Linked DNA regions of Homo sapiens: all the other regions are linked to region 3. A link is a loop called in an ENCODE intact Hi-C map of the cell type or tissue named here. Cell type or tissue: IMR-90. All regions are shown on one strand.

What was found. A loop is a pair of places that touch in the nucleus more often than their neighbours do. Peaks named below come from ENCODE experiments on the same cell type or tissue, not always from the same donor. Only the 100,000 strongest peaks of a DNase experiment are listed, where the experiment ranks them.
Region 1: it touches region 3 in a loop (2.3-fold over the local background); 11 of 110 quality-filtered maps call a loop at or near these places.
Region 2: it touches region 3 in a loop (7-fold over the local background); 3 of 110 quality-filtered maps call a loop at or near these places.

What each region holds. Positions count from the first base shown.
Region 1 is chr6:147,218,777-147,226,776 of GRCh38, forward strand. The region is part of intron 2 of STXBP5 (syntaxin binding protein 5); the gene reads left to right. Among named protein-coding and RNA genes, the nearest start is that of STXBP5-AS1, 18 kb to the left of the region's middle. In IMR-90, a CTCF peak has its summit at 3,950 (motif pointing left); no DNase peak of the experiment used is centred here; H3K27ac peaks cover 1,194 bases.
Region 2 is chr6:147,059,526-147,067,525 of GRCh38, forward strand. All of the region lies in intron 5 of STXBP5-AS1 (STXBP5 antisense RNA 1), which reads right to left. Among named protein-coding and RNA genes, the nearest start is that of LUADT1, 95 kb to the right of the region's middle. In IMR-90, no CTCF peak of the experiment used is centred here; DNase peaks (open chromatin) are centred at 4,116 and 4,376; H3K27ac peaks cover 477 bases.
Region 3 is chr6:146,910,865-146,918,864 of GRCh38, forward strand. The region is part of intron 7 of STXBP5-AS1 (STXBP5 antisense RNA 1); the gene reads right to left. Among named protein-coding and RNA genes, the nearest start is that of LUADT1, 240 kb to the right of the region's middle. In IMR-90, a CTCF peak has its summit at 3,365; DNase peaks (open chromatin) are centred at 3,217, 3,767, 4,097 and 4,977; H3K4me3 peaks cover 1,638 bases; H3K27ac peaks cover 3,477 bases.

The sequences.
Region 1 (8,000 bases), 310 kb after region 3:
ATGAGTTTTGTATGTTAACCTTGCATATCCTGGCCACCTTGCTATAATCACATATTGGTTGCAGGAGTTTTTCTGTTCATTCTTTCTGATAGCTGCATAGTTGATCATGTTATCAATGAACAAAGAAAGTTTTCTTTCTTTCTTCCTAATCTATGTGCATACCTTTTATTTCCTTTGCTCATTGCATTAGCTGGTGCTCCCATTACAGTGTTGAAAGGCGTGATAAGAGGGATATCCTTGCCTTGTTTCTGATTGTAGTGGAGAAGCTTTGAGTGTTTTGCTATTAAGTGTGTTAGCTGTAGTTTTTATGTAGATGTTCTTTATCAAGTTGAGCAACTTCACCTGTATTCGTAGTTTACCGACAGTGTTTATCTGGAATGAGTGTTGGATTTTCTGCATCAGTTGATATAATCATGTGATTTTTCTTTTTTTAGAAAAATGTTTTCTAAATGTTTTCAAATGTTGAACTAGACTTGCATACCTGGTATAAATCCCATTTGGTCATGCTGTGTGATTCTTTTTATACACTGTTGAATTCAGTTTGGTAAAAATTGTATTGAGAATTTTTGCATCCATCTTCATGAGAAGGATTGATCTTAGTTTTCTTTTCTCGTAATGCCTTTGGTATTCATATTAGTGTAATGCTGGGCTCATAAAATGAGTTAGGATATATTTCCTCTGCCTTTATCTTCTGAAAGAGACTAGAAACTTGTTATAATTCACCAGTCAACCCATCTGGTCCTGGTACTTTCTATTTTGGGAATCTATTAATTGATTCAGTTTCTTTAATGTATAGAAGCCTATTCAGATTGTTTCTTCTTGTCTGAGTTTTGGTAGATTGTATTTTTTAAGGAGTTGGTCGGTCCATTTCATCTGTGTCATCAAAATTGTGGGCATAGATTTGTTTTTAGTATTCCTTTATTCTTTTAATGTCCATGGAAATTAAAGTGATGTCTGTCTTTCATTTCTGATGTTAGTAATTTGTGTCCCCTCTCCTTTTTCCTTAGCATGGCTAGAAGCTTGTTTTTTTTTTTTTTTTTTTTTGAAGGAAGCAGCTTTTAGTTTTGTTGATTTTTCTCTTTTGATCTCCTGTATTCAGTTTCACTGATTTCTTCCTTAACTGTTATTATTTATTTTCTTCTGTTTACTTTGGGTTCAGTTTCCTCTTCTTTTTGTAGTTTCTTAAAGCAGAAGTGATTGATTTTACCTGTTTCTTCTTTAATATATATGAATTCAATGCTATAAATTCCCTTTAAGTACTATTTTCTGTGTTTCCCATAAATTTTGATAAGTTGTTTTCATTTTTATTTAGTTCAAAACATTTAAAAAATTCTCTCTTAATATCTTTTTTGACCCAAGTGTTAATAGAATTGTTTTGTTTAATCTCTACATATTTTGGGATTTTCCAGCTCTCTTTTTGTTATCGATTTCTAGTTTACTTCCATTATGTTCCAAGAGCAGACATTGTATAGTTTCTATTCTTTCAAATTTTTTGAGGTATATTTTATGGCCCAGAATATATTCTGTCTTGGTTAATGTTCCATGTGAGTTTGAGAAGAATGTGTGTTTTGCTGTTATTGGATAACGTAGACTGTAGATGTCCATTATATCTAGTTGGTAAAGAATGGTGTTGAGTTCAGCTCTGTTGGCACTTTTTTTCTGCCTGCTGGATCTGTCCATTTCTGATAGAGGGATGTTAAAGTTTACAACTGTAATAGCGGATTCATATATTTCTCCTTGCAGTTTTATGAGTTTTTGTCTCATATATTTTGACACTCTGTTCTTAGGTGCATACACCTTAAGGATTGTTGTGGTTCTTGGAGAATTGACTCTTTTTTCATTTTGTAATGCCCCACTTTAATGACTTTCCTTGGTCTGAAGTCTGTGTCTGAAATTAATATAGCTACTTTGCTTTCTTTTGATTAGTGAAAGCATGGCATATCTTTCTTCATCTATTTACTTTTATTCTATATGTGTCTTTATATTTAAAGTGAATTTCTTGCAGACAGCGTATAGCTGGGTCTTAGTTTTAGATCCACTTTGACAATCTGTCTTTTAATTGGTGCATTTAGGCCATTGAAGTTTAAAGTGAATGTTGATATACTTCAAATAATACCTACCATATTTGTTACTGTTCTCTATTTGTTGCCCTTGTTTTTGTTTCTATTTTTGTTTCCCGTTCTTTTTATGCCTCTTGTGGTTTTAATTGACCATTTTATATGGTTCCACATTTTCTCTCCTTTCTTAGCATATCAGTTTCTTAGCATATCAGTTATACTTCTTTTATTTTTTTAAATAGTTGCTCTAGAATATGCAGTATATATTTACTGTTAATCTGGGTCTACTTTGAAAGAACACTGTACTGCTTCACAGGTCATATGAGTACCTTGTAATAACAAAAAGAAATTGTAATTCTTTACTCTGATCACTTATGTCATTGCTGTCATTCATTTCACCTATATATAAGCATATGTGTTTATATATGTAAACATACATAAACTGGATACATTGTTGCTGTTATTATTTTGAAGAAACTATTACTACTAGATCAGTTAAGAAACAGAAAAGTTTTTATTTTTGCCTCTATTTCTCTGATGCTGCCTTCCTTTATGTAGAGCTGAGTTTCTGATCTATGTCATTTTCTTTAAGAAAAAAACAACTTTGACATTTTTTGCAGCACAGGTCATTTTGTCAGTTTTTGTTTGAGCAAGTTTTCATTACTTCTTCAGTTTTGAAGGCTAATTTTGCAGTGTACAGAATTCCAGTTTTTTTTTTTTTAACTTTCTGCACTTTAAATGTTTTATTTCTCTCTCTTCTTGCCTGCATGGTTTCTTGTGAGAAGTCAGAAATAATTTTTATCTTTGCACCTCTGTTGGTAAGGGGTTTTTTTCCAATGGCTTCTTTCAAGATTTTTTTTTAATCTTTGGATTTCTGCAATTTGAATATAATATGTCTAGGTGTAGCTTTCTTTTTTTTTTTAGCATTTATTCTGCTTGGTATTTTCTTAGCTTCTCGAATTTGTGGTTGGTATCCGACATTGATTTAGAGGAAATTCACAGTCATTATTGCTTTAAATATTTCTTTCTGTTCCCTCTTCTCCTGGTTTTCCTGTTACATGTACGCCTTTTGTTGTTGTCTCTCTGTTCTCAGATACTCTGTTCTGTTTTTTTCCAGTTTTTTTTCTCTTTGCTTTTCAATTTTGGACATTTCTGTTGAGGTATCCTCAGGTTAAGAGACTATTTCCTTAGCTGTGTCCAGACTACTATGGAGTCTGTCAAAGGCATTCTTTACTTCTGTTAAAGTGTTTTTGGATTCTAGCATTTCTTTTTGACTGGTTCTTAGAATTTCCATCGTTCTGCTTATATTGCCCATCTGTTGTTTGGTATTGTGTACTTTATCCATTAGAGCCCTTAGCATATAAATCATGGTTGTTTTAAATTCCTAGTCTGATAATTGCAACATTACTGCCATTTCGAAGTCTGATTCTGATGCTTGCTCCATCTCTTCCAACTGTATTTTTTGCCTTTTAATTTTTTCCTGATATCGGGACATGATGTACTAAGTAAAAGGAACTGCTGCAAATAGGCCTTTGGTAATGGTGTGGGGGGAAGGGAAGTGTGCTATAGTCCTGTCATTAGGTGTCAGTTTTTTAGTGAGTCTGTGCTCTTGGACTGTGAACTTCAGGAGTGCTTCTTAATCTCTTCTCCCCACACTTCCTCCCACTCCCTTTTAGGTGGAATAAGATGGCTAAAGTGGGCTGGAGTTGCGTACTTCTCTTCCTTTACTTGGAAGGCTTGGGCCCACTGGAGTGATTTTTCTTCTCTCAGGTTAGTTGGTCCCTGATAAAACCCCAGCAGGTTAGGCTCTCGTAAAAGTGTTATTTCTGAAGGCAGTCCTTGTTGTTAAGAACAGAATATGCTCTTGCATATTTAAAAATGGTTGCCTTTTCTCTTCCCTCTGCTGGTAGCATGAGGGAATTTTCTCCAATATTCATTGTGAGAACCTGCTCAAGCTTTAGAGGTAAAATTTACAAAGATGTGGGGACATCTCTATGACTGGGTTCCCCTGGAGTTTTTGACTTTCTGACTTGCCTATTTTGAGCCTCCGGCTATTCCTCAGTTACAGTGCTTGCTTCCTTACCCGGACACAGGTTTTCACAGAGGTTTGTGCTTATGGGTTTCTGCTTTCAGCAAGTTGTGATTCTCTGTATCCACCTGTCTGTCTTTCCAGTTTGGGGGCAGTGGTTTTTCTTGTGTCTCACTTCTCTTACAGATCTTTAAGAAGAGTTGTTGATTTTCCAGTTTGTTCAGCTTTTTACTTCTTGTTAAGATAAAATGATTTCCATGCTCCTTACACACTACACTGGAAAAGAGAAGTTGATATTAACTTTTATTGGTGAAAACATAGGTGGTCTTCAAAAAGAGGTTTTAAAACTGACGTTTATCAAGTAGGTGCAACTATGGAATGGGGTACTCTAAAACTGTAATTAATCAGTTGGCAAAGGCTTTGGATTGCAAGCACATTCATAGCCCATAATATACAAAATGAAGTGCTCTTCATTATGTTCATCTTTGGTAAAGACTTACTAAACTGTTGTTTTGAGCATATTTCTATTAAGTCAGTCAGAAGCTAATTTAGATGAGAGTAGAAAATTATTAAACATTTGGAAAATAAGACCTGGGAGGAGATAGGGAATTCATGATTATTCAATTAGAAAAAAAGGAAATCAGAGAAGTTATTTAATAGATTATATGTATATAAATAGATTATTTAGGGAAGGTAATGCTTAATTATACTTATGTCCACAAGGTTTCCCAGTGTTTCTCAACTATGGCTATACATTAGAATAATTTGTGGAGCTGAAAAAACCAAAATGTACAAACAATGCCCAAACATGCTTGGATTTCTTCTTTAGAGCTTCTGATTCAGTGAGTATGGCAAGGGGCATGACATCTGTAATTTTTTGTTTTTTAAATCTTTGTGGATGCTTGTGATATAGAGCCAAAATTGAGAAATACTGGTTTAAGTGTTTGACAGGCTGGGTAGCAGTATTCTTAGGCAGATGGTAGAAAAGAAACATGTTAATTACTGTATATAGAGAGGATGTCGTTTTAAAGCAGTCATAACATCTTGAGATCTGTGGTGTAACCATGAGGAAATACACTGCCTTTTTGTTCTGCCACTGCCTTTGGAGACAGGGCTGTGAAACTGTTACGTGAAATATTTGGAAAGGAACTGGAGTTCCAGGTCTTGAGTTATGGTGTTTTTCCTTCCTAGCAGTTTATCACTGGTCAAGAGAACGAGCAATATAAAAGACCTTGAAGTCTAATTATGGTTGAAAAGTCTATTCTTAAACATGCAGGGCTTGGCCAGGTGCGATGGCACATGCCTGTAATCTCAGCACTTTGGGAGGCCAAGGCAGGCGGATCATTTGAGGCCAGGAGTTCAAGACCAGCCTGGCCAATATGGTGAAACCCTGTCTCTACTAAAAATAAAGAAATTTGCCGGGCATGGTGGTGCATGCCTGTAATCCCAGCTACTGGGAGGCTGAGGCACTAGAATCACTTTCACAGCCGGGAGGCAGAGGTCGTAGGGAACTGTGATTGCACCACTGAACTCCAGCCTGGGAGACAGACTGAGACTGTGTCTCCAGATAAATAAAATAAAATAAACCGAACTAAACTAAACTAAATTAAAATAAAATTTAAAAATTAAGTTGCAGGTGATCCTCACACTGATCAGGTTAAGAATGCAAATGACGTTTCACAGATGAGAAAACTACAGCACAGTTAGATTGTTTTAGTTATTACAGATCATTTAATGTATTTTCATTTTTTCCTGGTAACCTGCTACTTACAGAAAGTTTATTTTTTTATCATTAGTAGGATAAATGTATCATGTACTGCTGCTTTTATTTATTGACTTTCATTTATCCCCCATAACAGTGTGGATGAAGAAATCAAAGGTTTCTGATGATGCTCAATTTTTTTAAATTGTTTTTATGTTCACACAAAATAAAGGACAGTATTGGTCCTAATCTAAAGCTCATCCTCTTTTCACAAATGCTTCCATCAATATTCTTTGATCCCATTACAGTGGTATTTAGATTTTAACTTTGTTATTGAAAAATAATCACATTATGGTTAAATCTCTTCAAGACTTAGGCCATTAAAAGTAAAAATCATCTACTGACTTTTTATTCAGAGTAGTAAGGCAATTCAGAGTAGCAACATTTTGAAGGCATATCAAAATACTTAAAAAGGTTTAAATTACCCTGTTTGCTGAAAGTAAAAGAATGTACTGAAAGAAATGGTAAGAGAGGTTAACCTTCAGTGTTTCTGATGAATTAAAATTGTGCTCTTGGGTTTACCTTTTTTACTGTGGTAAGAAGGAACAGTTTTCCCTTAAATTTTTTCTTGGTTTAGTAGGAGAATATCTACTCAAAGAAATTTACTTTCACAGAATATTATATAATTAAACATATACTATTATAGGATAACTTATTGTCATTTCTAAATGTAGTTCATAGAAAATATCATGATCCTTATTCTTATCTTTAAACTTTGCAAGATATAAATGTATTTCCAGAAACCTCACCGGATATCACAGTTCTCCAGTTGCTTTCTATTTTATGTGTACTCTAGTCTTCCATTCCTAGGTTGGAAATTGAATATGTCCCTTCTGTAGAGATTAGAATAATATCATTACTTTTCTTTGCCTTGTTCCTCATTGAAAATAATTGAAGAACAGATTCTCTGAAAAGATATATAATCTTACAAAATATTAACAATTTATAATGAATATACCAGTTTTGATACTGTCTCATTCTTCATATAAAAGTAGAGGTTGTCAGAATATGTGTGTCAGACATTTTCATAATACACAGTGGTAGTGACGGTAGTGAAAACTTGCCCAGGAGCGATACTCTCAGACTTTATCACTGACTGCGGGCCCATGGCCTGTTTATTTTACTATTTTTTGTTTCTACTTTGCTGACAGTACAAATCCCACAGGGAAAAATAAGCAATAAGAGGAAATATTGTTGTGATTGTAATAACAACCTACAAAAGTCATTGAAGATAAAATGAATGGGCTGGAAATGTAATTTATGGGATTTTAAGGGCTATAATGGATCCTAGAGAAAATCGAGTCCAATTTCCTGATAGTGACAGGATTAGAACGTTTTTCCACTGTTGTATACTTTTTATTGGTTTTCCGAAAAGTGAACTAATCTTACCTAAGAAGATATGACTGGAGCGGACATGGTGGCTCATGCATGTAATCTCAGCATTTTGGGAGGCTTGACTCCAGAAGTTCAAGACCAGCCAAGGAAACATAGCGAGACCTTGGCTCTACCAAAACAAACAAACAAACAAAAAAGCCAGGGGTAGTGGCAAGTGCCTGTAGTCCCAGCTGCTCTGGAGGCTGAGACAGGAGGATCCCTTGAGCCCAGAAGGTTGAGGCTGCAGTGAGCCATGATTGTGCCTCTGCACTCTACCCTGGGTGACAGTGATACCCTTACAAAAAAAAAAAAAAAGATATTACTGGACATAAAACATGTTTCTTAGGTTTTAAGAAAACTCATTCATTCATTGAGTGTCTGCTATGTGTCATACGGTTTTCCAGCCTTTGGGAGTAAAAAGAGCAGATTACCACGTTCCTATTACCTGAGACTGTTTGAAGGCCTTCCACACTCTAGGATGGAAGTATAGCATAGGCTGTCAAACATAGTTGTGTAATTCAGCCAAAGATGGTCCCAACTGAAGGAAAAGGAAGTAGGTACAGAATTCAGTATGACTGTATAATAAGCAAGGAGGGAAAGCAAAGAATGGCATGAACATATAAGAATAGCATAAGACATGCTAAAATTTCAAATGAACTGATGTTTGTGAGAATAATTGAAAAGGTTTTTTTCCAAGTAATATTGTTACCTATGAAATTCTTATCTACTTGGAGTAACTGAAGACCTAACTGTTATATTGCTTTTATAATTCTGTTGC
Region 2 (8,000 bases), 150 kb after region 3:
CGTTAATTCAGACCTTACTTTGTCAGAAATGTTAAAGGGTTTATAGCCTAAGTTTACCTTTATGCTATCTATTTACACACATGCTTTCCACATGTTGATAGGCAGAACACAGTGGCTCAAGCCTGTAATCCCAACACTTTGAGAGGCTGAAGCAAGAGGATCATTTGAAACCAGGAGTTCAAAACTGGCCTGGGCAACATAGCAAGACCCTGTCTCCATAACAATATGAGCATATGCAGGTGTTTTTTAAAATATTTTTTTTTTTTTTTTTTTTTTTTGAGATGGAGTTTTGCTCTGTCACCCAGGCTGGAGTGCAGTGGCGCGGTCTCGGCTCACTGCAAGCTCCGCCTCCCAGGTTCACGCCATTCTACTGCCTCAGCCTCCCAAGTAGCTGGGACTACAGGCGCCCGCCACCACGTCCAGCTAATTTTTTTGTACTTTTAATACAGATGGGGTTTCACCATGTGAGCCAGGATGGTCTCGATCTCCTGACCTAGTGATCCACCCGCCTCGGCCTCCCAAAGTGCTGGGATTACAGGCGTGAGCCATCGCGCCCGGCCAGAATTAATGTCCTTATAAGCAGAGACACTAGAGAGCTCTCTCCCTCTTTCTCTGTCTCTCTGGAAGCACACAAAAAACGGTTTCTCAGAAAATGTAGAGAAAAGGCAGCCAACTACAAGCCAAAAGAAGAAACCTTAGAATGAAACCCACCTTGCCAGCACCTTGATCTTGGAATTCTTAGCCTGCAGAATGGGGATAAATAAATTTCTGTTGTTTAAGCCACTCGGTTTATGATATTTTGTTATGGCAGTTCAAGAAGATTAATATGCTACCCTACCTTCATAATTGCAATAAAGAAAAATATACCTGAAAATATATTAATAAAATATACCTTAATTGCTCTTGTCATGACCTAATGCAGACTGCCTCTGACTTACTACGGCTTGACTTCAGATTTTTCGACTTTACAATGGAGTTGAAAGCCTTACACATTCAGTAGAAATTGTACATCAGGTACTCATGCAGCCATACTGTTTTTCACTTTCAGTAGAGTATTCAATAAATCACATGAGATATTCAATATTTTATAATAAAATAGGTTTTGTGTTAGATGATTTTGCCCAAGCATTAAATGCATTTTTACTTACATTTCAACTTACAATGGGTTATTGGGACATTGCCCCATCATAAGTTGAGGGGAATCTGTTACATTTCTGCTCTTGGTGTGTTTCCCATTTAGAGAGGAGGGAAAGTGAGAGCAAGGACTTTGTCTTATGCATCACTGAATCCACAGCACACACAGCAGTGCCTGACACAATGTAAATACTAAGCTGACATTTGCTAAACAAATAAATGTTAGGTAAATGAATTTTAAAGTAATATTAAGCCTGATGTTTTCTGTTATGTGGGTATCTCATCTGAAATGGCAAGATTTCTCTGAAGCAAGATCAGAGAAAATGTATTTTATGTGTTTCCTAGTTTGTAGTCATGAGACACAGAAAAAATACGAAACCTACTTCTCTAGTGTCCAAAATAGAGCATACCACCACCACCTGTGATATTGAAGTAAAGAATAAACAAAGAAAAAAGAGCAAAAGGGAAGCATGAAGGCTTCATAAGCAAACAGGGAAGCCATTCTAATTTAAAATTATTTTGATAATGTATATAATACACTAGATGGCATGAGAAATGAGAACACAAAAATGCACCATTGCTTGTTATTTTGGAGGGGAGGACAGTTGCATTTGCTCTTGTAATTGTCAAATGTGTTCCTCTTGTGCTGCAAGGATCCATCATAGCCAGCTAGAGACTGGGGGCTGGCAGTTCTATTGATAGACTTGAGCACACACTGCAGTCTGTCAAGTCTCACATTTACATCTTAGGATCTAATCTGTTTTTCCTTCCTTCATGAAATCAATTCTGTAGCAATTAAATAACCAGCCCACAAGGCATTTTAATATCCCAAGCATTTATCTATATATAGCCCAGAAAGGAAAAGGTAATTAGAAGTGACTTACTATCACCGGTGCTGGGGGACACATTAGAAAAATCAGTGCTTCATCATTACTTTAAAGAGGTACCTCTAAATCTACTTCATTTGTGATTCAGTCCTCCTCTGTGACATGCTGCTGAGTCCTTTGATTCCTAGAGGACAGAGACTTTTAAATGGTTGTCATTATATGGGATTTTATTTCATTTTCTGTCAATTTCAGGCAGCACTGAAATAGACTGTTTTTAGCTGTGGGATGGTATCATCACATGCACACAGCATTGGTTCAAGTAAGTTTTGAAAGATGTGAAAAGGCTCAAAGAAAATGACTTTCCATGTCCTCATCCATTTGAGTGTTTTAAGCTGAGTCTTATAGGTTAGAATTTCTTGAGGAGTGATTTACGGGAAAAAGAAAGCAAGGAATTTCCAAAAGATCCAAGCAAATTTTATTGGTCTTCTCTTTGAAAACTGAATTTACCTTTCAGATCAATAGCCTGAACATATGAGGAAGTTATGGCAGAGACTAATGAGCATAGAATTTACCTTGGAAAGACCAACCGTAATTCCTGGTACTGCCTCTTCCAGCTACTAGTAAACCCCTGCAACTAGATTTCCTCATTTACATAATGGTAATAAAATACCCTTGGTGGTTATTAGATGCACATCTCTTTCCATATTAGCAACTGAAATTGAGGTGCATATCACCATGCATGGTTGCTTTCAATACTCCACATCAGTGTTTGGGACCAAGTTGCTGCTTAGGGCTGCCCTGGTATTCCAGAAGTATAAAGCTAAGGAATTGCTAAGGTGAGAACTTGGTAATGTCTCTGTCACCACCTCCAGAGTTCTTCCTAGCTATATGCATAGTCTCTGTTTCAAGCCATCTCTCTGCTGAACCTGGGTATGGAAGCCTCCAGACTGAGAACTCAGGAATTTAATGTGGGATGTAGCAACAAGGTAAATTTCCTTGATCTATTACCTAGTTCTTTTACCTATTTGCTATAATAATGCACCTATTTGAGGCACTTCAAGTCATAAGTCACATGGAATAATTAGGGAATTCATCTATGGCTGAAGGGAAGATTCAAAGCACATTTATAAGAGGCATAAAATAAATTTTATAAGTGACTCAAAGTATTTTGTCATGGTTAAGTAGAATTATTTTTTGCTTTCATAGTGGTACATTTTTAAAGGTGCATTTATAAGCTATGGCATGTAAGATTCATGAAACAGTACCTGCGGCAAGGTCAGATGAGACCATGTGGGTAAAATGGTTTATAAATGACAAAAGTCAGTACAAATGAAAAATATGATAATAATACTCTGCCAGGAATCAGTTGAAGGAAAACCACTCCATAAACGTATTTTGTGGTTTATAAATTATGACTCAATAAAAAATAATAAGCCAGGCATGGTAGCATGTGCTAATAGTCTCAACTACTCAGGAGGCTGAGGCAGGAGGATCACTTGAGGCCAAGAGTTTAAGACCAGCCTGGGCAACACAGCAAAACTCTACCTCTAAAAAATTTAAATAAATAAAACATAATAGAGATAATCCAGCATATTCAGAACACCCCAAAACAGAATTTTATTTTGCATCCCCTAAGGAAATACACATAAAATTTAGAGAAATTCTCAGTATAGAATTTAAAGTTCATCTTTTTATGATAGTATATAAATAAGAGCAATAGAGCATGAATTTCTATATATAACATATGTATATTAGAAACGTTCATTAAGGTAACCACCAAAAGTGGTAGAAGGCTACACTGAATATGAGTTTTGTAAATATGGTTCCCTAGTGGCATCACAAGACGTTTCAAACTCACTAGAATCAACTTAGAGAAGAATAAATCCATATAGCCCAGCGACAAACTGCCAAGGCATTCTGAACACCAAGATCTACCATGAGCATCCACTCCAGAATGTATGTGTTATTCACTCAACATACATCTACCGAGACCCCATTCAATGAAAGCAGAGTGTGAGAACCTCTGCTTTCATTCATTGTTACAGCTCAAGGTATTCATTGTTATAGCTCAAGGACATTACTTTGCCTTTTACAATACTAACATTGAGAGTTCCACACTCTAGGAAAAAGCAAGTGCATTCCAATGAAGTGTGTAATAGCATGCTCACCCAAAGATAGTGAGGACAGATTCCTCATTGATCTCTCTCAGTGCCAACAGGAAAATATCCCAGTATGGTGCATTCTACTAAGTATCTCCTTAGGTGTTTCAAGTGGCTAAAAATAAATCAGTCCAAAGTGACAAGTCATGGTCATTAGTGCCTGTGAACCTTTGCAACTACCATCACTTCTGCCTTTTGTATAACTTCTTAACTCTTGTTCTCATAAGTTTCTACTAAATGACTCATTGCCACTGGGAAGCATTCCCTGAACTTCCCAGCATCAACAACTTCTTCATCTATACTAAGACAGTGTCCAGTTCCCTTCCCTTGTGGGTTGGGTTGGCTGGAGAAAGTGCTGGGAGCTGAAGATGCCAGAGGGGTCACCACCCCATGGCTTCCACTATCACCACTTTAGAGGAAAAGTAAAGTGTTCCAAATAGAGCAGGGCCTTGTGTCACTCTGTCTCACCTGAAAGTTCAGTTCCCTTCTGATTGGTGCACTCCCTGCCGAAAACCATTCATTGCCTGCTAACCACCACAGATGATATCCAATCTCTAGAGCAGGAGTTAGTAAACTAAGGCCTACTGGCCAAATCTAGCCCATGACCTGTTTGTGCAAGGTGTGCAGCTAAGAATGCTCCTCACATCTTAAAGGATGGAGAAAATAAGATAAGATGGGACAGAAATTGTACATGGCCCACAAAGCCCCACTTAAAAGGAAACATTTGCTGGCCGGGCGTGGTGGCTCATGCCTGTAATCCCAACACTTTGGGAGCCCTAGGCAGGCGGATCACGAGGTTAAGAGATTGAGACCATCCTGGCCAACATGGTGAAACTCCATCTCTACTAAAAATACAAAAATTACCTGGGCACGGTGGCGAGTGCCTGTAGTCCCAGCTACTCGGGAGGCTGAGGCAGGAGAATCACTTGAACCTGGGAGGCGGAGGTTGCAGTGAGCTGAGATCGCACCACTGCATTCCAGCCTGGTGACAGCACGAGACTCTGTCTCAGAAAAAAAAAAAAAAAAAGGAAACATTTGCTGACCCCCTATTTAGAGAGTGGTGTCGGAGACGTCTTGATCCATTCCCCCAGTGCCTTTCTGGCCTCATCTGCAGAACCCAATATCCAGCCATAGACAACTCCCTGAGGTTACCCCAAAATGTGTCTTGATTATAATACACCCACAGCTTTAAACATGCTATTTATTTTCCCTACCATAATATGATCAAATTCTTATTTTTGAAGATTAATTCTGTAACTGATTCAAAGGTGAGTTTTTGATGGGTGGTAGGGATAAGGGGTACAGGATTCTGGAGGAAGACCACAACAATGGATCAGGAGAAAGATGACAAAAGTCTGAAAAAGTACAGAGGAGGGTGTAAAATTCGTAGATATGAAACATATAGTAAGGAAATGGATACAGAAAAAAAATAGCAAAGATATGGAACATATTTGTTAGTTGCGGAGACCAAGAAGGAGTCTAGGAAGCCAACAGAGCTCGAAATGTAGTAAGAGGAGGATGCTATTTCCATTCACCAAAAAAAAGAAAAAGGCAGTTCTGGGAAGAAGATAATGGGTTCAACCTCCTAGCTGTTGCATTTTCAGTTTCAGTTTCTGTGTGAAATGTCCACGTGTAAGAATCTTTTTTCTTTTCTTTTCTTTTCTTTTCTTTTCTTTTTCTTTTTCTTTTTTTTTTTTTTTTTTGAGATGGAGTCTCCCTCCATCGCCCGGCTGGAGTGCAGTGGTACAATCTCTATCTCGGCTCACTGCAACCTCCACCTCCCAGGTTCAAGCGATTCTCCTGCCTCAGCCTCCCAAGTAGCTGGGACTACAGGCACGTGCCACCACGGCCAGCTAGTTTTTGTATTTTTAATAGAGACAGGTTTCACCATGTTGGCCAGGATTGCCTCAATCTCTTGACCTCGTGATATGCCCGCCTCAGCCTCCCAAAGTGCTGGGATTAGAGGCGTGAGCCACTGTGCCCAGCCAAGAATCTTGTAGGCAGCTAGAAAGAATATGCTGAAATTCAGGTGAAAGGTCTAAGTTGGTGCCACAGTTCTGGATGCTGGAGTTGGCACTGTGAGAGCAGATGAAATCCTTGTCAAAGCTGGAACCCAAGGAACGCTACCATGCATGGGACAGGAGAAGTAAAACTTGCCAGCAAAGAAGACAGAAGAACTGGTTAAAATAAGAAATAACCAGAACACAATGGTGTTGTGGAAACCACGAGAAAACAGTGCTTCAGGATGCCACGTGCTGCAGAATAATTAAGACCAATAAAGACTGGAGAGTGGCCATGGGATTGGCGACTAGATGATGTCACTCTCCTCTCAGGTTCTGGAAAATACGGAAGTGCAAAGAACAAACATAGGCTTGTCGGGAAACTATACTGCTATTGTTTGAAAGGCTTTAGATTCAGACAAATCTGGCTCTAAATCCTAGTTCAGACACCTGTTTTCTGTGAAGCCTAATTAACCTTTCCAGGTGGCAGTTTCTCCATGGGTAAAATAGAAACTACACTAATTACAAATGACTATTATGACAAATGTCTATAAAATAAAATGATAGAGGTTAAAGTGCTTGATACATAGCCAATATTTAATAATCATTATGAATTATTATTGTTACCAAAACTGTGGCTTTACAAGAAGATAGATAAGATTATGGCTATGGGGGCACAAGCTCAAAAGAATAAGATTGTTTTTCATTTTGAAAAATGAGCCTGTTTACAGACTATAAACAGTGTTTGTATAAAGAGAGGTTATAATTGATCACTCACAGTTCTGGAGGATATAGAAAAGGATGAAATTAAGAGCATAGGTGACAAATTAGAATCGACTTTTTGTGTATGAGAGAGAAGAAGAGAGATGAGTTGGAAATTGAGTTGAAAACAAAAAAAAGAGACAATGGAAGATGAGGGAGTTCCCTCCTGGTTAGTAAAATTATAAAGAAAGCCAGCTTAAAGCTTCTCAGGGGACCAATCTCTACGAGGTATTAGCATGTCACTAGAGAAAATTAGTTTTACTAGAACTTCTCACAGGGAAACTGCAGTATTCTACATGGTAGGAAGGCAAATTCAATTCCTTCTTGAGGTGGAGAAAAGTGAAACACTCTTCCCTCTGCCAAGAAGGCCCATAGTTCCCCCAGTGCCTTTCTGGTCTCATCTGCAAACCCAATATCCAGCCATGAACAACTACTTGAGGTTACCCAAAAATGTGTTTTTATTTTAATATACCCCCAGCTTTAAACATGCTATTTCATTTGCCTACCATAACACGATCAAATTCTTATTTTAGAAAATTAACTCTGGTAACTGTTTCAAAGATGAGTTTTTGATGAGTGGTAGGGATAAGAGGCATTAGTACAGTAATAACAAAAAACGGTTACTACACCTCTTTGTACAAGGGGAGGGGAGGCTCTGCTGATCTGCAGAGCTGTTGCTTTGCAGAATGCAGTGTGCATGTCTGGGGCCATAGCTGAATTGCTTAAAATAATGGAAGAAAGGTTGATCCGTCCCTCCTTTCCCTTTAATAATTATCCAAGCCAGTAGTCCCCAACCTTTTTGGCACCAGGGACCTGTTTCATGGAAGACAATTTTCCCACGGACTGGGTAGGGGGATGGTTTTGGGATGAAACTGTTCCACCTTAGGTCATCAAGCATTAGATTCTCATAAGGATTGTGCAACCTAGATCCCTCCATGTGCATTTCACAATAGAGTTTGTGCTGCTATGAGAATCTAATGCCGCAGCTGATCTGATAGGAGGCGGAGCGCAAGCGGTAATGTTTGCTCAACCTCCACTCACCTCCTGCTGTGTGGTCTGGTTCCTAACAGGCCACAGACCAGTACCAGTCCATGGCCCAGGGCTTGGGGACCCTCAAT
Region 3 (8,000 bases):
TGTTGTTGTTTCATTCTTAGCACACACTTTCATTTCTAATGTTTAAATTCTATGCAGTGTTTCCTGATTAGGAGTTCTGTTCCTTTTCAAGGATTCTCAGGGATCCTTTTTTTAAGTTGATTCTCAGGGATAGAGCACGTTACCTTCACCACAGTAAGTTCCTCACAGGTGTAGAGTCCCGTTTGAATAAAAACATGTGTCTTCTCAGACAAAATGTGTGTCCTCCCTGTGGCTTGCACAGCAGGGTGCCATGTCCCTCTCTGCTTTTCCCTCTCCCCTGGAGGGTCATCTTTCTTATGTGGAAATCATGATTTTTGAGAAGCTGAAGCTGAGTTGAACTATTTTCCCCTGATTCTTATCAAGGCTTAAACTATATTAAAGGAGCTACCATTTTAAAAGATCTACTCATTATACTTCTTTTAGTATCATAGTTTTAATACTTGTCATATGTCCTAATCCAAATCCTATGCTTTACAAATAATAAAAATAAGGCCTAAAGGTATAGTGACTTACCCAAGTTTACAGAGCTAATTTGTGGAGGACAGTGGAGAGTAGCCCAGGTTCTGATTTTCTGGTTTTGCATTCTGATTTTACATTCACCGCTATACAAATTTTACATTCACCACCACACAAATGGAAGAATTTTGTTATACTTCCAATAGATACATATGTGAAGATCACACATACCCATTGAATATGTTTCAATCAATCTTGATGTTGGGAATTCTTTCATGTTTGGACCAGGATGGTACTTCCATCAGAGCAGAGTATTCCGCCAAGCTAGGAGGATCTCTTCATCCTCTAGACAGAAAAGACAGCTGACCTCAGCCCAACATTCTACTTCATAAAAGATGTTCATAGTCATGATGTCATTCTATCCTCACTAATCATAAGAGGTTGATAATATTGATAGTTTTACCTTATAGACAAGGACCCCAAGCTTCCTCAGTAGAAATCTAGCCATTAGTTCATGTCACATGACTTCACCTCCAGATAGACCTTGTTCTAGCTTGGAATCCATCTGAAGTGCATTCTAAACTAGGGGAAGCGTCCATACTTTCTTAGCTGGAGTATCCTGAGGGAGAAGAGCTCTAAAGAATAAGAAGAGCAAGGACACAACCTGACATCATGTTGCTGCCCCACCCGGCACACCCAGCCACACATATGTGCCCACAAGTTTTGATAAGAGGGTGCCTTCACGGTCCCCAAATCCTTAACATTTATGATGATGAATTCTGCATTGGGGTAGCCCATTTCTGAAATTTCAATTTGGACTTGAGTGAAAACAGATTTCCTATTAAATTCTTTTTGACAGAAACATCTCATAAACAAACAAGCATATAAACAAATATTTCTAATTTCCTCTTGGTGAATTATTTAAAGAATGCACATAAATCATGGCAATGTTTTTCCTTTGGATGACTTTTATTTATAGTTTTCTGTCTTTAAGAAAAATTTCAATAATTCATAATCACATTTTATAAAGTTGCCTTGCTGCTAAGAGCCAAGATAAAGATACATATGATTTAGCTTCCTAATATTTTATTTCTCTCTTCACCCATAAGAGGTCTGGTTTCCCAAGAGAGCTGAGCTCTGTATCAGAGGGTATTCTAATAATTTCATTGATGTATACAAAATGTATTTCCTTTTCCTAAAATGAAAAAGGAAAGTAGCAAAGGCAGTTTTCATTATACAGATTCATAGTGGTGCACCACAGTGGTCTGTGCTCATCCTGAGAGGAGGCCTGACGTATGGCTGCCAGATTTGAATATAAATGTAAACTCCTATTGCTCCACAGAATCCCATGCAGAAATAAGCTTACACCCAATGCATGGAGAAAATCAATAGTATATTATTAAAAGAGCATTCTGACTTTGTGTAGAGCCATTAAAATTAATCCCATCAGCATTAAGTCATGGGCCCTAGAGAATCACCCAGGAGAGCCATGGAATGATGGCAACCCACACAGATTAGGAAGAGAAGATGACACAGGCAGAACAGAGAAGGAAGTGTGGTCTGGCCCAAGCATTGCCCATGTCCCTTCCTGGCTGCCCTTCTTGTGAACACCTGGGGGTTCTGCATCTACACGTTCCTGGTGCCCAATCCTGAACACCACCCTGTCTCTGCTCCAGCCCTCCCTGTCTCCTGGAAGTGCTGCTTCTGAAGGCAACTGCTCTAAACCTTCTGCTTCTTTAGACAGCTGTCTGATAAAACAAAGCTTTCTGCAGGGTTCATGACTGACAATAGGGTCAAATGATCAATTGCCCCTGATCACAGACTTCCTGTGAGATGCAACACCGTAGCCCAAAGTCTTCACCCAAAGTCACGATAACTAGGAGAGAGTTTTTGACTGATACAGCCTTGTTCATTGTGGGAGAGCATGAAAGCCCTGAAAAGCCAGGAGATCTGGGTTAAAGTCCTGCCTCTACCGTCAAGTAACTCCCCTCACTCTGGGTAAGTCACTTGACCTGCCTGTGCCTTAGTTTTCTCATCTGATAAGTGAAGATTTAAAGGGTGTTTTGTGAGAGCTTAGTAAGATAATGAAAAGGTACATGCAAAGCAACACGGTGCTTTAAAAATGCAGCTATGACTTCATTTAGACATTTTGTGGAACAAACACACAGAGAGATGTTGTAACACAAGGATGTAGGAAAGACAAAAGACAGACTTAATTTATTAATCATTTCCTGAGTGTTTATTGCAAGGTGGGCATTGTTTTATGCACACGAGGTGTAGGAGCGAAAAGACAGATTGTCAATTATCTACATTACTGCTAGCATTACAGGAGTTTAAAATTATCTTTCATCTCTTGTATATTTATTGTGCATGGCATAAATCAGCCACACTAGTATCTGCATACTAGTATTGCTTTCAAACACCAATGATAGAAAATGTCCAAAGCAAATCAGAGTAAATTAATTTTTTTGCATTAATTTCTGTTTCTTTCAAATACAAAGATTCATATATAACTACTATCAAAGGCGTTTTTTGCCTTTACAGATGGTCAACATTTGTTAAAGAAGTCAGGAAAACGCAGACATGCAGGGATTAGGACATCCTTGCGTCATGGGTCTCTCAGCCTTTTCCTTAACCAGGGGTGGCTGCGCTGCACTTGAGGAGGAGGCAAGGGGCAGTCAGGCAGCCTGGAGTTCTCCTGCCCACTCTGCTGGCTCTGCTGGCTCCCCAGCCTACTTCAGCCCCAGCCTCGCAAATTCCAAACTGCTGATTCATGCTCATGATGTGAGCCTAATGACCGCGAACACGCTCTTGTTTTTCTTCTTCAGGCACATTTTCTTGGTAACCAGGCGGATGATATGCTAATGCAAGCTGGCAGACTTGATCTCAAACTACAAAAATACGCTCTGCCACGTGGAGGGGACAAAGGAGGAAAGAGACTTCAAGGCTATCCTTTTGACTCGGGTTTCCATTTTTGTCGAGAAGCACACAGCAAGTGCTCAACAAGGAGATTTGGTATTCAGAGGAGACCCACAGTGACCATTAGGATTTTAAACCACCATGAGCAGTAATTCTTCTCATTTAAAATAAATGTCCTCTAAGCTTTTTTAGTAACACACTTTATGAGACTCCGCTAGTTTCTCGTGCTGTTTCAGACAGCTCTGGGTAAGCAGGAGATGCTGAATCCAGTGAGGCAGAAAAGTCAGAATTTGCCTTTTCTCAAAATCCATCTTGGCCCCAACTTGGCTGCATCTTGCTTCTGAGTCATATAGCAAGGGTTCGTTGAAGGTCACCGCAATGCCCTGGACTACTTTGGAGTTTCAATGTATTGCTGTTGAAATAATTTTTAATCTCTTCCTGTCAGCTGGCCAGATGATACAATAATATTACCCTGTGTTGCCTCACAAGTGATTAAAGAACAAGAGCACAGCAAGTCCTGCTTCCCAGCCCTCTCACAGGAGAGCATAGAGGCTTCTGCAGGGAGAACGAGCCTTCTGCAACATACAGATATTCCCAGAAAGACAATTCACAAAGCAGTTTATTAGTGCCTGTGTTTTCAAGGCACTGCTGAGCGGAATGCCAGGGCCATTGGCTCCTGTTTTATTAAGGTTCTTGTCTATCTGACTCAGACTCACAAATTTTCTGGCCACAGACTTGGAATTTACTGTAAAGTGAGTCATCCGGTATGAACCAATGAAAATTCTCCAGGCAAATTCAGTTCAGACTCTGAGTTGTTATTTTTATTCTAAAATGGTCTTTTTCTTTATTATCTGGAAACTCATCAGTTAGGTGAGTCTGAGTGAGTCTGTGTTAAGAGGCTAAAATTAATAAATCCATCTGGGTAATTTCATGCCAAAAGCCACAACCTTCGGTTGATAAAAAGGAAGATGTTTCATTTCAATTGGAAGGTCACAGTCGGTCTGCTAAGCTGATTTTGAAAACGATATGCTGATAAGCATAGGAAAGGGTAAAGAAATTCCTTACAAAGCAAAATGAAAATAAGAATTTCTTTTTTCATCACACCAGAGGAAGATTCAAATTAATGTCCTCAGAGAGAGGTCACTTTGAGATACAGAGAATCAAAGGTTGGCTACCATAGGTTTAGTTTTTTATAATCTGCTTATAACTAGTTACTTCCTTGATCACTTCAGCACCTACAACTATCTTGAGACAGTTTTTACCACTTTACAATAAAAATACTAGAAATAAACATTTTCTTTTATTTTCAGTACTCTGGAAAGTCAAATTTTATTTGAGCCCAAACAACTAAATTCTGACTCTATCTTTTAAAGTGCTCCAGAGCCAAGACTCTAAGCCATAGAGCCTTATTGCTACAATCATGGTCATCAGATTACCTGTGGAGCTCTTGCTGAATGGTGGAGCCAGGAAGGAGCAGCCACTGCAATCTCTTTATGTCTGTAGAGCTGTTGCTAAGCAGTACTACAGGCAGTGTCTAAAGGCCCATCTCCAAGCCTGGAGTGTTCCAAACAACATCTATAAGAAGTCTCCAGAGCTGTGGCATCCCAGTGAGAATGGCTCTTGCATTCAGGCTCCAACAAAAGTGTCCAGGCAGGAAGTTGAAATGGAGGAAGTTATGTTAGAATGACTATCCTCATTACACAGATGAGAAAAGTGAGTCATGGAGTAAGTCAAACTCCTCCACCTCCCAACAACCAAGGAATAAACTAGAACCCATTTTTCTCTGCCTTTGTGTGTTAAGTTAGACATCCACTGGATTATGCCACTTCTTTTGGGGAAGGGAAGAATAGAAAATTGGATGACCCAGCACAACAGATGAATTCTGAGGGTGAAGAATGCAACAGGAACAAATTTCCATTTTCCTGTTATTTGAAGATGGAAGAGTAGATGTGGGTTCCAGTGAAGAACCAAGAAGCAGTTCCACTGAAAAAGTAGTATTTGACTCAAAGTAACCATTTTGAACAAAATTCTGAAAAGTCGACCTTAAATAGTAAATGACTGAGATAGCAAAGGAATGAAATTATCTGTTCTTCCTCAACAATAAACAGAAAGGGCTAATTCAGTCCATGGTAACTATTTAACCATATCTCAAGTGGGTGAGCAGCAATCAATGATTAGCACAAAAATGGTCAGAATAGCAGCATGTTTCTCATATGCAAAAAAAAAAAAAGCCAAGAAAATTATCATGGATTGAGAGCATTTTTGTTAGAATATGTGAAAATAAAAAAAATGATAAAGGTGAAGATTAGAAAAACGTGGAAGAGATGGCAGTAAGAGAGCACAGGATAGGCCCCTAGCTTTGTCCTGGAAGCATTGACCTCTCTGACCTTGCCGCCCACAATGTTCACCTGTGACCATCTGTGTCCACCTTCAGTGAATGTATTGTTCCCAAAAGGCTCTTGTTCCTATCAGAGTACCACACTAGAGCTGTGGTCCAGCTCTGTTCAGGAATCCACAGCCCCAGTCCAGATTTTAAAAGGAAAACCAACTGCAGAAATGTAACAAATAAAACAGCTTGCTCAATAAGAGTTACTCAAGTTTAACTATGGATGACTGACCGAGATGAGGCAAAGAGCAAGTACTATCTGCCAGATATAATAGCAGGAACTCTTTATCTGTTTTCTCACTGAATGTCCTTAAGAATTATATGAGATGTGGCACTATCCCCATTGCTCTAGACACTGAGAACCAAGGAAGTTCTGTTACTTCCTCAAGGTTGGGATTCAGTTCCAGGTAGGCTTTAATCCTGTATGTTATTTACATCATTTCCAACTAATAAAGATGAGAGTGTAATTTATGCACATATCACACTCAAGTATTTCAGGCGGATGTCAATTAACTAACATCTTTGTTATAAAATTATAACAGGTTATCACAGGCAAAATTTTCCATTAGTGCATCTATACTTTTGAGTACAGTGAAATATAGACAAGTAATTCTCAATGGGAGGAGTCAGGGAAGAGAAGCACATCAGGATTACCTGAGCAACCTGTTCAAGCAGATCTCCCATTACCCTCCCCTCCCCAACCCCCTTCACGCGTGTTAGTCAATGTTATCAGCAGAATGTGTCTGACTCATAAACGTACTGGGCTGGGGAAAAACAACAACAACAACGTTGCAACCTCGTTTTGTGTATTTTCACATCAATGAATGTTTTTCTTTTTTTGTTTTTTTGTTTTGTTTTTTTTTTTTTTTTGAGATGGAGTCTCTCTCTGCTGCCCAGGCTGGAGTACAGTGGTGCAATCTTGGCTCACTGCAACCTCCATCTCCCAGGTTCAAGTGATTCTCCTGCCTCAGCCTTCCGAGTAGCTGGGATTACAGGCACGCACCACCACGCCCAGCCTTTTTTTTTTTTTTTTGGCTTCTTTATTATCCTATTTTAAGTAAAGGAATTTCTAGATAATTTTTCTCACATTATTTAGGTTTTCGTATGTTTTGATAGTTCATTTTCAACTTCTGCCTCCCACAATTTTACATGTAACCAATATTCTCACAAAAATATGAATGACTGACATCTTCCATTTACTTAACTGACTTACTCTGTACATATGCATACACACAGCTTCATTAATGTACTGACTTCTGATCAGATTTAAACTGTAGCAAATTTCTTCATCAGAAAATAAAAACCTCTAAGAACGTTACAGGAAGTGATTTCAATGGATCAGGATGCTTTATCATCTATTCATTAATGCTGTCAACATCCAGGTACTGCTGAGTGCCTACAATATTCCAAGCAGTTGCATTTTACCAGCTAAAGTAGAATATACCCTCTTGTTGAGTTAGCCATTTACTTATGTCGGAGAAACATCCTTCAGAATAAGGATGCCCTGAACTCTTCTGAGGGCATTCAAAAATACCAGAGTCATTGTTAGTTTGCCCTTGAATGACTCTATGTTTGTTGGAGATAAAGCACTCATGCCTTTCAGGTGACACTTTCTAGATGTCAGCAATTAGTTATAATTATTAATAATTTTGGTTACTATAACTTATTAGTAGGCTGAAATTTAGGCTTTGAAGAAAAATGGATTGGTTAAGCCTTAGAAAACATAAACACACTGAATGGGCCCTGTACACTCTAAATACCTTCATACTATTTGAAGGAATTCATAGTAAAACTTAAATCTTCAGGTGAATCTGTACTAGTAGCCACTACTAGATTACTGTACCATCCAGGACACCAGAAAAACTGGAAGGCATGTGAGACTGAGAACCTAAGGCCTGCATCCAAATCTCAGTTTGCAAGTTTTGGAACCACAGATAAATCACCTGATGTCTCTGAGTTCCAGTTACTTCATCTGTAGAGCAGAGAAAATAATGGCTCTGCCCATCATCTCACTAGAATATTATCAAATGATCTAAGGTTTGTAAAAATGTTCCAGTAATTATGAAATATTTTAATATAAATCAGTTTTTAAAAACTGTTTCAGAAACTGTAAAATACTATATTAATAAAGCATTAGTTTTGCTAGACCTCAGAATTTTATCTTTGATTTTATAATCATGCTGAAGTATAATTAATATAATTGTTTATTGTAAATACTTGCTTACATAATTTGACCAAT